Regions from separate parts of the Homo sapiens genome. Here all the other regions are linked to region 3. A link is a contact called in ENCODE Hi-C or POLR2A ChIA-PET data. All regions are on one chromosome and are shown on one strand. The core of a region is the stretch at or near the end of the contact, and the rest is flanking DNA. Distances in the headings are between cores, read along the strand shown.

What was found. Hi-C counts contacts between places; a loop is a spot of excess contacts on that map. ChIA-PET counts read pairs that join two places held with the same protein, here RNA polymerase II (POLR2A). Pooled maps may share reads with other maps.
Region 1: a map of IMR-90 shows a loop between it and region 3 (12-fold over the local background). The contact joins two enhancer-like sites. A Hi-C loop is called at or near these places in 3 of 168 maps with a recorded cell type or tissue (CD4-positive, alpha-beta memory T cell, IMR-90 and MCF 10A) and 10 of 50 pooled maps. POLR2A ChIA-PET finds 5 or more read pairs at or near these places in 1 of 52 experiments (WTC11).
Region 2: a loop to region 3 is called in a pooled map, with 5 times the contacts of the local background. The contact joins two enhancer-like sites. A Hi-C loop is called at or near these places in 1 of 168 maps with a recorded cell type or tissue (naive thymus-derived CD4-positive, alpha-beta T cell) and 8 of 50 pooled maps. POLR2A ChIA-PET finds 5 or more read pairs at or near these places in 1 of 52 experiments (GM12878).

The regions. Positions count from the first base shown.
Region 1 is chr1:230,680,480-230,683,723 of GRCh38, forward strand. It overlaps COG2 (component of oligomeric golgi complex 2), which reads left to right. Exons shown (of 18, transcript NM_007357.3): 11 at 3,095-3,156. Among named protein-coding and RNA genes, the nearest start is that of AGT, 32 kb to the right of the region's middle. Within about 2 kb of position 1,317, at least 8 of the 41 ENCODE cell types and tissues checked have a DNase peak (open chromatin) inside an H3K27ac peak, as active enhancers do.
Region 2 is chr1:230,325,463-230,328,600 of GRCh38, forward strand. The region is part of intron 5 of PGBD5 (piggyBac transposable element derived 5); the gene reads right to left. Among named protein-coding and RNA genes, the nearest start is that of PGBD5, 99 kb to the right of the region's middle. RefSeq lists an enhancer at 2,348-2,467. Within about 2 kb of position 1,780, at least 3 of the 41 ENCODE cell types and tissues checked have a DNase peak (open chromatin) inside an H3K27ac peak, as active enhancers do.
Region 3 is chr1:231,209,724-231,212,847 of GRCh38, forward strand. The region is part of intron 8 of TRIM67 (tripartite motif containing 67); the gene reads left to right. Among named protein-coding and RNA genes, the nearest start is that of TRIM67-AS1, 24 kb to the left of the region's middle. RefSeq lists enhancers at 1,613-2,022, 2,143-2,202. Within about 2 kb of position 1,753, at least 4 of the 41 ENCODE cell types and tissues checked have a DNase peak (open chromatin) inside an H3K27ac peak, as active enhancers do.

The DNA of each region.
Region 1 (3,244 bases), core at 67-2,566, 530 kb before region 3:
TGGGCCCCTTGGTGACGGCCCAGCTTGGCTTCAGCTGCATCTCCCTTCCATTTCAGTTTCTCTCAAAGCTGGTAATTGGACCTTAAACTACATTGAAACTCAGCCAGTTCCCTGAAAGTCTTTTTTACCTTCACCAGATTTCAGCCTTAAGCCTTCAAAGGAGCTGATTAGCCTTTTTTAAAAAACCTCTTTTATTTAAAATTCATGAAATTTTAAAAAAACACGTTTGAGTTACGGAAGTGTAGAACTTGTCTTTAGTACATTTGTTTTTCCATCTAAAAAGTAAATTCCATTAAGACTTTGTAGAACTTTTCTATTGATTTTTATCAGGTGTTGAGTTGTTTGCTCTGAAGGATGACAAAAAGTTCCGCAAACATGATTAGGGTCAGAGTTGCATTGTCATCAGATTCATTTCAAGGTCATTTGAAGTAAACCTAAAGACAGTGGGGTGTGATGGTTGGACATTTCCTAAGAAGAAATATTACTCTCAGTAATAGTTTTCTGCTCCTGGATCTGACTATATACCCACATCCCAATCACCTTCAGGAAAAAGGCCACCTCCCCACCCCAGCCACCACCACAATTCTTGTGAACACATTTTGTATCCTCTCACTCTTCCTGAGACCCCACTGTGTCTACATTTCATTTGCACCTACAGGCATATTGGAAAGTAGATGAGGACTTAGTATCTCATAGGAAGAAATTAAATGCAGATGTGATCAAAACAGCCCCAAATTATAATGAGTCAGTGGCTGCCTGGAAACTGCAGGTGTTAGCTCTTTAAATGCTAAAGCCTAAATTTCAGTTTGCTGTTCTTTTTAAAATTGAAATCTTTATAGTACATTCACATGTATATACTGTATTACATAGTATATGCTGAACACAGTCTTATGATGTGGAATCTACATAGTAGTATTAAGGTGCAAGTAGCCCTTTCCTGTTCCTGCACTCCTCTCAGACATGTGTATCCACAAGAGACGGGTGCACTTAATGATGTTTCCAATACTTCAGAGAAAAAAAACAATAGGCATCACTATTATTATCGCCATTGTTATTTTTATTTAAGTATTATTGTAGACCTGTGATGTTCGTGGAGGAATATGTCTAGAGACCTTCCCCAGGCCTATATTTAAGAATTTAGAAATGTTTGTATTTGGGGTTGCCCTTCTTACATGGATCCTGTTGAGAGTAGAATGACATTCGATGTGCACATGAAAACCACAGCATGGCTTTTCAGATTTCAGCAGAGGTTCCCTCTCACTTTTGGCCATTTTCCAAGAAGAAATATGATCTGTTGCTTCATTCCTGGAAGTGACTGCACAGCAGAGCTGTGTGAGGGGCTGGTCCCCTGGCTGGGGAGCACACCTAGGCCAAGTGACTCAGGCAGTTGTAATCATGTATCACTGTCCCTGCTCACAGACAGGCAGAACGTCTCTGTGAAGTGCAGGGATCAAGGCTCTGCTGCATTTCTTTGGTCCTTTTTCATTTCTATGCTTTTCAGAATTATCATAAATATACATAAAACTTTGTGTCCCATGTCTTTGGATAGTACTAAATTATACCTATTTTTCCTTATTGGAAAATAGCATCAAGCTTCCACATTAATACTGCATACTAGTCCATTGAATATATCTCAGGTTCCATAAGCATATTCCTTCTTTTGGCCATTTAGGTTGCTTCCAGTTTTTCCCTGATATAAACAGTGCTGTGCCAGCTATCAGGCCTTTTCTGTATCAGGGCTAACTTCCTATATTTTGTTTAGATTTTGAAAAAAGGCAGGACTTGGGGGTCTGAGATTGAGCTCTAGGTGCTGGTTTGCTCTCCCAGGTGCAGAGCAATCCCATCTCCCTTGTTCCCGTGCTCAGTGTCACTGCCTCCTCTTACTGCTGTTCCTGGGCTAGTTTCCAGTGCTCTCTTATCCCACTTTTCCATCTGTCACTTGTTCCTTCTGTACCTCTCAACTGCAGCTTGAAAAGACTAGCCTTTTGTAAGCTTCACTGGGCAATTAGAGTTCCTTTCCTTCCATGGGGCAGACGGGACAGCTACTGGAAACCAGCCAGCTACAATGGTACAGGATAGCCTTAGTGTCTTCAGTGCTCAGCTGTGTTGGGTAGGGCTGCTGCTTTTTGTCTCAAGCTGTTCTTTTTACTCTTCAGACAGTTGCCTTTAGCTCAGTCTGTGAACCGCTTTGTAAAAGCACATTATGTACTATAAAAAATAATTTAATATCAGTTGGATAAATTGATATTGAGCATGCATCAGAATTCATTACTAGTAAGGCAATTAGCAGGTGACAAAAGAGCATGCTAGTAAAGAGATATATGAAATTGCAAGAGTTATATAGTTAGAAAACAATGCCTGCAAAAGCAGCTAGCTTAAAAAAACTATATAACACATTTGCCTTTCACAAAGTCATAAAAACATGTCCATATCCATTATTAGAACAGAAGTCTGTGACAGGATGAGCTGAGGTGCCAGGTGAGCCAGCTGTCATCAGGGAAAAAAGAACGCACATCTAGGAAGCGCTGGTACAGACAGCCGTAGAACCCGAAGGGCAAGTACCATGGACGTGGGAGAGGGTCACAGATTAGAAGAGCACCAAGCAGTGAGTTCTAGTTTTAACTGGCCACTTCCTGTGATTTTTCTCAAGCTGCCAACACAGGTACAGAATGCAGCTTTCTTAGCTTGGGGACGTTTACCTTCCTGTGATGGTGTTAAGATAGATGGGTTGGAGGAACCAAAGTTTTATGGCCTTGAAGTGAATAGAGGATCATAATCAGGTGCTGCTCACCAGCAACAACTTCTTGATGGAGACTTAACTGGCAGTTTGTTTAATTTGAGAAACATGGGGTAAGTTATGATTCAGACCAGCTGCAAATAACAGAGAACCCTTATATAACAGTGGCTTAGTCACGATTTCTTGTTCAGTTAAAAAAAAAAAAAAAAAAAAGCCTGGGAGAATAGGCATTCCGAGGCTGGACTTACCAGTGAGTGACAGAGGAAGTTCCTGTTACTTAGGAAAAACAGAGAATGGATAGGGAAAGGCATCTGTCAGAGTCATAAACATTAATTCTTCTTCTTGTTTTTATCTCAGATTTAGAGAAATAGCGGGATCCTTAGAAGCAGCACTTACAGATGTCCTGGAAGATGCCCCAGGTAACTCCCTTAAAGTGATAAGTGGCATGGTATCCTAAATGAGTTCATTCAGTTCACCAAGTCATCTGGATTGCAGTATTCTGAGCGT
Region 2 (3,138 bases), core at 530-3,029, 880 kb before region 3:
ATGCCACTTTATAAATGTGCCTATCTTCGTCCAGCTTAGCTGCTCCCAACTTAATAATGAGCAGAGGAGGAGGAGGGGAGGGAAGAGTTGAAGAAGAACAATCAGCACCAACCACCAGGTGCTTCAGAGGGATTGAGGAAAGCATCAGTCAGGTGAGTGCCATGGTATGCGCTGGCCCAGACACAGCACCCCAAGTCATGGGGTTTACAGGCCTCTAGGATCCTGGCAGGCCTGAAGGGGCTCTAAGCAGCATGGGGAAGGGTGCTGCATCCGACTGGGCCTTGAAAGAGTGAAAGCGGAGACAGGGCTCACTCCTCCCTCCCTCCCCCTTCTGCCAGGCTGGGTGAGGGATGCTAGGAAGAAGAGGTGGTGGCTGAGGTCAGACAGCACCATGGAGCCCTTTCCACCTGCCTTCATCAAAGCCAAGGGGTGTCGGCAACTCGTCACCCCACACAGGGTGACTGCAGAGTCACCCCGCACAGAGCACTAGACCTCACTCCTCCCATCTAGGCTGTGGTTTTGCATCCTTTAATAAATCCCCCGATAAGTGTGTGAGATGATGGATATGCTAATTACCCTGATCTGATCTCCATACATTATATGTAGCAGAACATCACTATGTGCCCCGTGAAAATGTGTAATTATTGTTTGTCAATTTAAAAAAGCAAAAGGAGGCTGCGCACGGTGGCTCACGCCTGTAACCCCAGCACTTTGGGAGGCCAAGGCGGGGGGATCACCTGAGGTCAGTAGTTTGAGATTAGCCTGGCCAACATGGCAAAACCCCATCTCTACTAAAAATACAAAAGTTAGCTGGGCACGGTGGCAGGCGCCTGTAATTCCAGCTACTCAGGAGCCTGAGGCAGGAGAATCACTTGAAACTGGGAGGCCGAGGTTGCGGTTTGCTGAGATCGCTGCCATTGTATTCCAGCCTGGGTGACAAGAGCGAAACTCCATCTCAAAATGAAATAAAAAATAAAAAAGCAAAAGGGTGGAATTATTATCATTATTTTTTTAGATATGAGGTCTTGCTCTGTCACTCAGGCTGAAGTGCAGTGTCATGATCATAGCTCACTGCAGCCTAAAATTCCTGGGCTCAAGGGATACTCCCACCTCAGCCACCCAAGGAGCTGGGATCACAGGTACATGCCACCATGCCCAGCTAATTAAAACAATTTTTTAAAACAGAGACTCACCATGTTGCCTAGGTCTCACCATGTTGCCTAGGCTGGTCTCAAACTCCTGGCCTTATGTGATCCTCTACCTGGGCCTCCCAAAACTCTGGGATTACATGTGCGAGCCTCCACGCGCAGCCAAAAGGAATTAGAGGCTCAGAAGAAGGAGGAGGTTGTCCTTTTCAACCCTCCCATCCCCCAGCTCCGTCCTTTCATGCCTCCTCGAACTTTGGGGGCCCTACACCCTCAAACACCTTTTCCTCTACTAAGTACAACTGGGAATGCATCCCAGGGGCACCGCAAAGGTCATGGCAAGATGAACAAATCCTACCAGCAGGGCCTGAGAAGCACACGGAGACCCATGAGCCCTCCTTGCCCCGCTGCCAAGCCACTGCTGGTCATTCTGGCTTCCCAGGCCTGCCCTATGCGCCACCCACCGCAGACAACACGGAAGATGAGACGGACGCCTTCTTCCTAACAGCCGCGGCCATTCGAGAGTGGCTGGAGTTGACCTACTGTTTCCTTGAACTGGCCTTCCCTCACAGCAGCAAGGGACTATGGGCACAGTGCCATTTTTCTGTATTTTTTTTTTTAAGGCATTGGCTCACAGGATTGTGAAATTTCAGCAATACTTAAATGGACAAGGTCAAAGTCAAACGGGCATGTCCTTTGCAGGTCCACAGGAGCTTCATCTGGGGCCAGCCCCCTCCCACCCCCACAACTCTCACTGAGGGACCGTGGCTGAGGAGACCAGGGTCGCGCAGATCTGCTTACATACACTGAGCCGGACTCTTTCCTTCTTTCCTCAGAAACAGCAGCATTTCGCATGGAAGAAACACTGGCCAGCTTGTGGGAAATTGAGCTGCCAAGGCCTGCCCTAGAGACGCAGGACCGGGGAAGGGGCCCTGGCAATGAGTTTCCTAAAGCTATCCAAGGGCCAGAAAACCATGGCGGCCCCCACACTGGAGCTTCCTCCTGGCCGGAAGACTATGGCCTCCTTCACTTGCTTATGGAGCCCCTCCTCCTGAGAGATGTTCTGCTGTCGGGAGCCTGCAGAGGGGGCGTTCTCCAGGGCTCAGCGCACCAGGCGCCAGGGAGGGCGTGCGGGCCTGCAGTGCCCAAGGACTGCCGTCTCTCTCCAACGCCCCTCCTGAGGATTCCTGTCCCCGGCCCCTTATCTCAGCTGCCTCTGCCTCCAAGACCGAGTAGGAGTAACCCCTTGTCACACTTGGGGCCACAGCATGTGGCCCGTGCAGGTCTCCCATCTCCAGCTATGTTTTGATTTGCCTGACCTCCAATGACAACCTTCTCTGGGTCACAGGAGGCTCTGGCCTCTGTAGGGTTCCACTTGGATGTGAGCAGGTGAGACCATCCCTATAAAGAAATGCAAATCCCCTTAGTTCTTTTCCCGGAACTCAGGATGCCCCGCTCTGAGTCATTAGTGTCTCCGGTGAGTCATGGCCGCTCTCCGAAGATCTCGGGGTTTCCCATAGACCCGTCCCCATAGCCACCGACCTTGCAGCTTTTCACCTCCTGATTTCAGCCCAATAAGAGCAGAGGCTCCTGGACTGTCACTGTCCCAATCTACCTCACCACGGGACATGGGAGACCTTCTTTAACTCTTCATTTCTTTCCCATTCTTTTTCATAATTTTAAATTTAACATGGGGGTTTCAGCTTGAAACTGAGCTGTTTCCACACCAGATCTGCATCCTCTCCTTGAGCATTTCCCCAGTTTATAAACCAGATCACCCTCCTCTCCCTATGATATTTTGGATTCTGAGGTAGTACCCCAGCTGAAAAAGGCAAGGCAGCTGTCCTGTGACATCTTCTGATTGCTAACATTGGCAATATTAGCAAGAGGGAATCTGATAGTGACTGTCTTGACTGAGTGAATCACTGAGAATGGCGTGTATGTCATGCACAGATTCGTGGTGGACGCTGTATTCAGAGCTATATGGATCTGC
Region 3 (3,124 bases), core at 503-3,002:
GGCCGGGCCCTTGACAGGGCAGTAGCAGAGGGCATGGCTGGGGTGCTCACTACTAACGAGCCTGCCAAGGGTGCCCACAGCTGTGGCTTTGCCCTGAGACTGGCCCTGGGAGTAGGGTCACCAGCATGGACACAGGAGACTCAGGTCCTGGCCTGTGAAACTACTGGGACCTCTGTTAGGAGGGCAGATGGGGATGGGTCCTCCAGGGCTGCCCCTGAGGCCTGGGCTTCTCTAGGGTGCCTTGGTCTCTCTCCTCAGACACAAAGAAGGCAGTGCCCCCCCAACACCCCTGCACCATAGCTCTGTACTCTTTCTCCTCTCCCAGGGATTTTGTGCTCACACCTGGCCAGCATGTGGGGATGGACGTGGGGGTGAAGAATCCCCAAGGCCAGAAATGGAGAGTTGCAAGTTGCAGCCACCTGAAGCCACCTCCTTGCTATGGAGCCTTGCTCCTGGTCTGCTAAGGGCCATCTCCCCAGCAGGAAGGGGTGAGGAACTTCAAGAGCTGACCTTGACTTCGCTGGGCCCCAGCCCCAGGCAAAATTGACCCGGAGGCTCTCAGTGCTCTGGGCCCACCTGCAGCTCCTATAACAGCCCCTGGGGCACCTTCCCGCAGAGGAAGGACCAGCTTCTTCTTTCTCAGGGAAGCCACGTCTAATCTGGGCCAGGGACTTGCCTGAGGGCCCTCAGGACCCCATCTGCTTGCCTCTTTGCTTGTAGGCAGGGCCCCTTCTCTCCTGAGTCCTGGGGAAGAGGCGGGCAGCTCTGTGCCTCTGCCCGGACACTGCAGGCTGGCCACTCTCCCTCCCACCCACAGAGGGGCCAAGTCCAGGCCCATCAGCTCCGTCTCTGCTTGCTTAAACCAAACTGGCACCCAGATACCCTGTTTGCTGGCAGGAGTGATAACAAGAAGCATTTATCAAACCCTTACTTGTGCTCAATGCTGTAGGAAGCACTCGATGTATCTGAGCTCATTTAATCCTTGCAAAGGTACTATTATTGTTGCCATTTTACAGATTATAAAACTGGGGCTTAGGCTGGAATGGTGGCTTGCACCTGCAATCCCAGCACTTAAGGAGGCCGAGGCAGAAGGATTGCTTGAGCCCAGGTGTTTGAGACCAGCCTGGGCAACTTAGTGAGACCCTGTCTCTGTAAATAATAGTAATTTTAAAAATTAGCCAGGCATGGTGCTGTGTACCTGTAGTTTCAGCTACTTGGGAGGCCGAGGCAGGAGGATCGCTTGTGCCCAGGAGTTCAAGACCAGCCTGGGCAATATAGTGAGACCCTCCTCTCTACCAAAAAAAAAAAATATATATATATATATATATTTTGTTTGTTTGTTTAATATATATATTAAAAAGCCTGGGCTTAGGAAGGTCAGACAACGGCTCGGGTCACGCGGCTAGTTGATACTGTCAGGGTTGAGCCCAGGACCCCAGCCTTGGTTTGTGTGGTGCAGACTCCCCAGCTCTCCTGGCCATTGGCCACCACACCCCTCCCAAGGGCTGCGGAGCACTTCTTGGGCCTTTGCTGTCTTTGACAGCCCCTTGGTGCCACCTCAGTAAGAAAAGCAGAAGGGAAGTGAGGCCATGAGAAGGTAGAGAGAACCTGCCCCTGTCTGCATGTCCTCCCACCCTCGGATGTGGATCGGGTAGGGTAAGCGCTATCTGGGAGGAAGCCGAGGCAGCCGGGAAGTTGGACCCCAGAGCTGACTGGGGGCCTGAGGCTTTGCTTAGGTTGGACTCATTCCTGCACCTCCCATGGGTCACTACCGCCACCCGGTGGTCGGTGTCCAAATAGCATCAACAGTGCGGTTTTAGTTTCCTTCTCCCACCTGCCGGATCCCGCCCCGGGCACCCTCGGGGGAAACCCTGCCTTCTCCGGAAACACCTGTCTGGGCCGCCCACCAAGTCCTCCTCGGGACTTCCTGTCGTGAATCCTCGCTGCTCACCTTCCCTCTGCCCTACCAGCAGCGTCCAGCAGATCAACTCATTATCAATCTGGAAGGACAAACATGGTTTTCTTAGCAGAGTGGCGCTGCTAAGGTTAAGGCTAAGACCTCAGCCCTGAGCGGGCGCGGTGGCTCAAGCCTGTGGTCTCAGCTACTCAGGAGGCTGAGGCAGGAGGATCCCTTGAGCCCAGGAGTCCAAGACCAGCATGGGCAACATAGTGAGGCCCTCGTCTCTATAAAATAATTTAAAAATTAGCCGGGCATGGTGTGTGCCTGTAGTCCTGTTGTACCTAGGCGAGTTAAGGAAACGCTACACTTTGAGACGAATTAAGAGTCCTTTATTAAGCCGGTGGCCAAAGAGACAGCTAATGCTCAAAATTCTCTCGGCCACGAGTAACGAGCTCGATTAACTTTTATACTTAGGTTTAGGAAGGGGAGGGGGACTCAAATGTAATAATTCTACAGAAGTAAAAACATGCAAGAATCAAAAGAAGCAAAATAGTTACAGAGAGATAAACAACTTGAAAGACAAATAGTTACAAGAAGAGCAACGGTACCAGGTGCAAGGTTCTAAATCTTTCATTATAATTAGATATAAGGTCTATGCCGGACACGAACTCAAGGTTTTATGTTGTTATCTCTTAGAGAAAAATCCTAAGAACTTCATACATTGTTGGTGTTAGTACCTTATCAGTTAATTGGGCTCTTTTGAAATGCTGAGGATCTGTTTACCCAGGCCAACTCCTTACGGAAGGGGGTTAGGTGAGGAGCCTTTAGTGTCTTGTAAATTAAAAGGTCAATTGGAGTTTGTCCAGCCTTCCCAGCTAGAGAGAGTCTTATTTACATGAGAAGCAAGGCTAGGTGATTAAAGAGACAAGCAGGACAAAATTCAAAGTAACAAGTTAGAGTAAAAAGGTTAGGCGTTTCAGTCCCAGCTATTCGGGAGGCTGAGGTGGGAGGATCCGTTGAGCCCAGGGGTTCCAGGCAACGGTGAGCCATGATTGCACCACTGCCTGGGCCACAGGGAGAAACAGCCACTCTAAAACAAAAAACCACCTCAAGGAAGGGAAGGAGAGTCTGCAGGATTCGGCCCATGGGAGAAGATGTGGTCAGCCAAGCCCCCCCTTGGGAGCATGTTCCTTACTTTTATTATAGATTCACTTCCACCGAGTG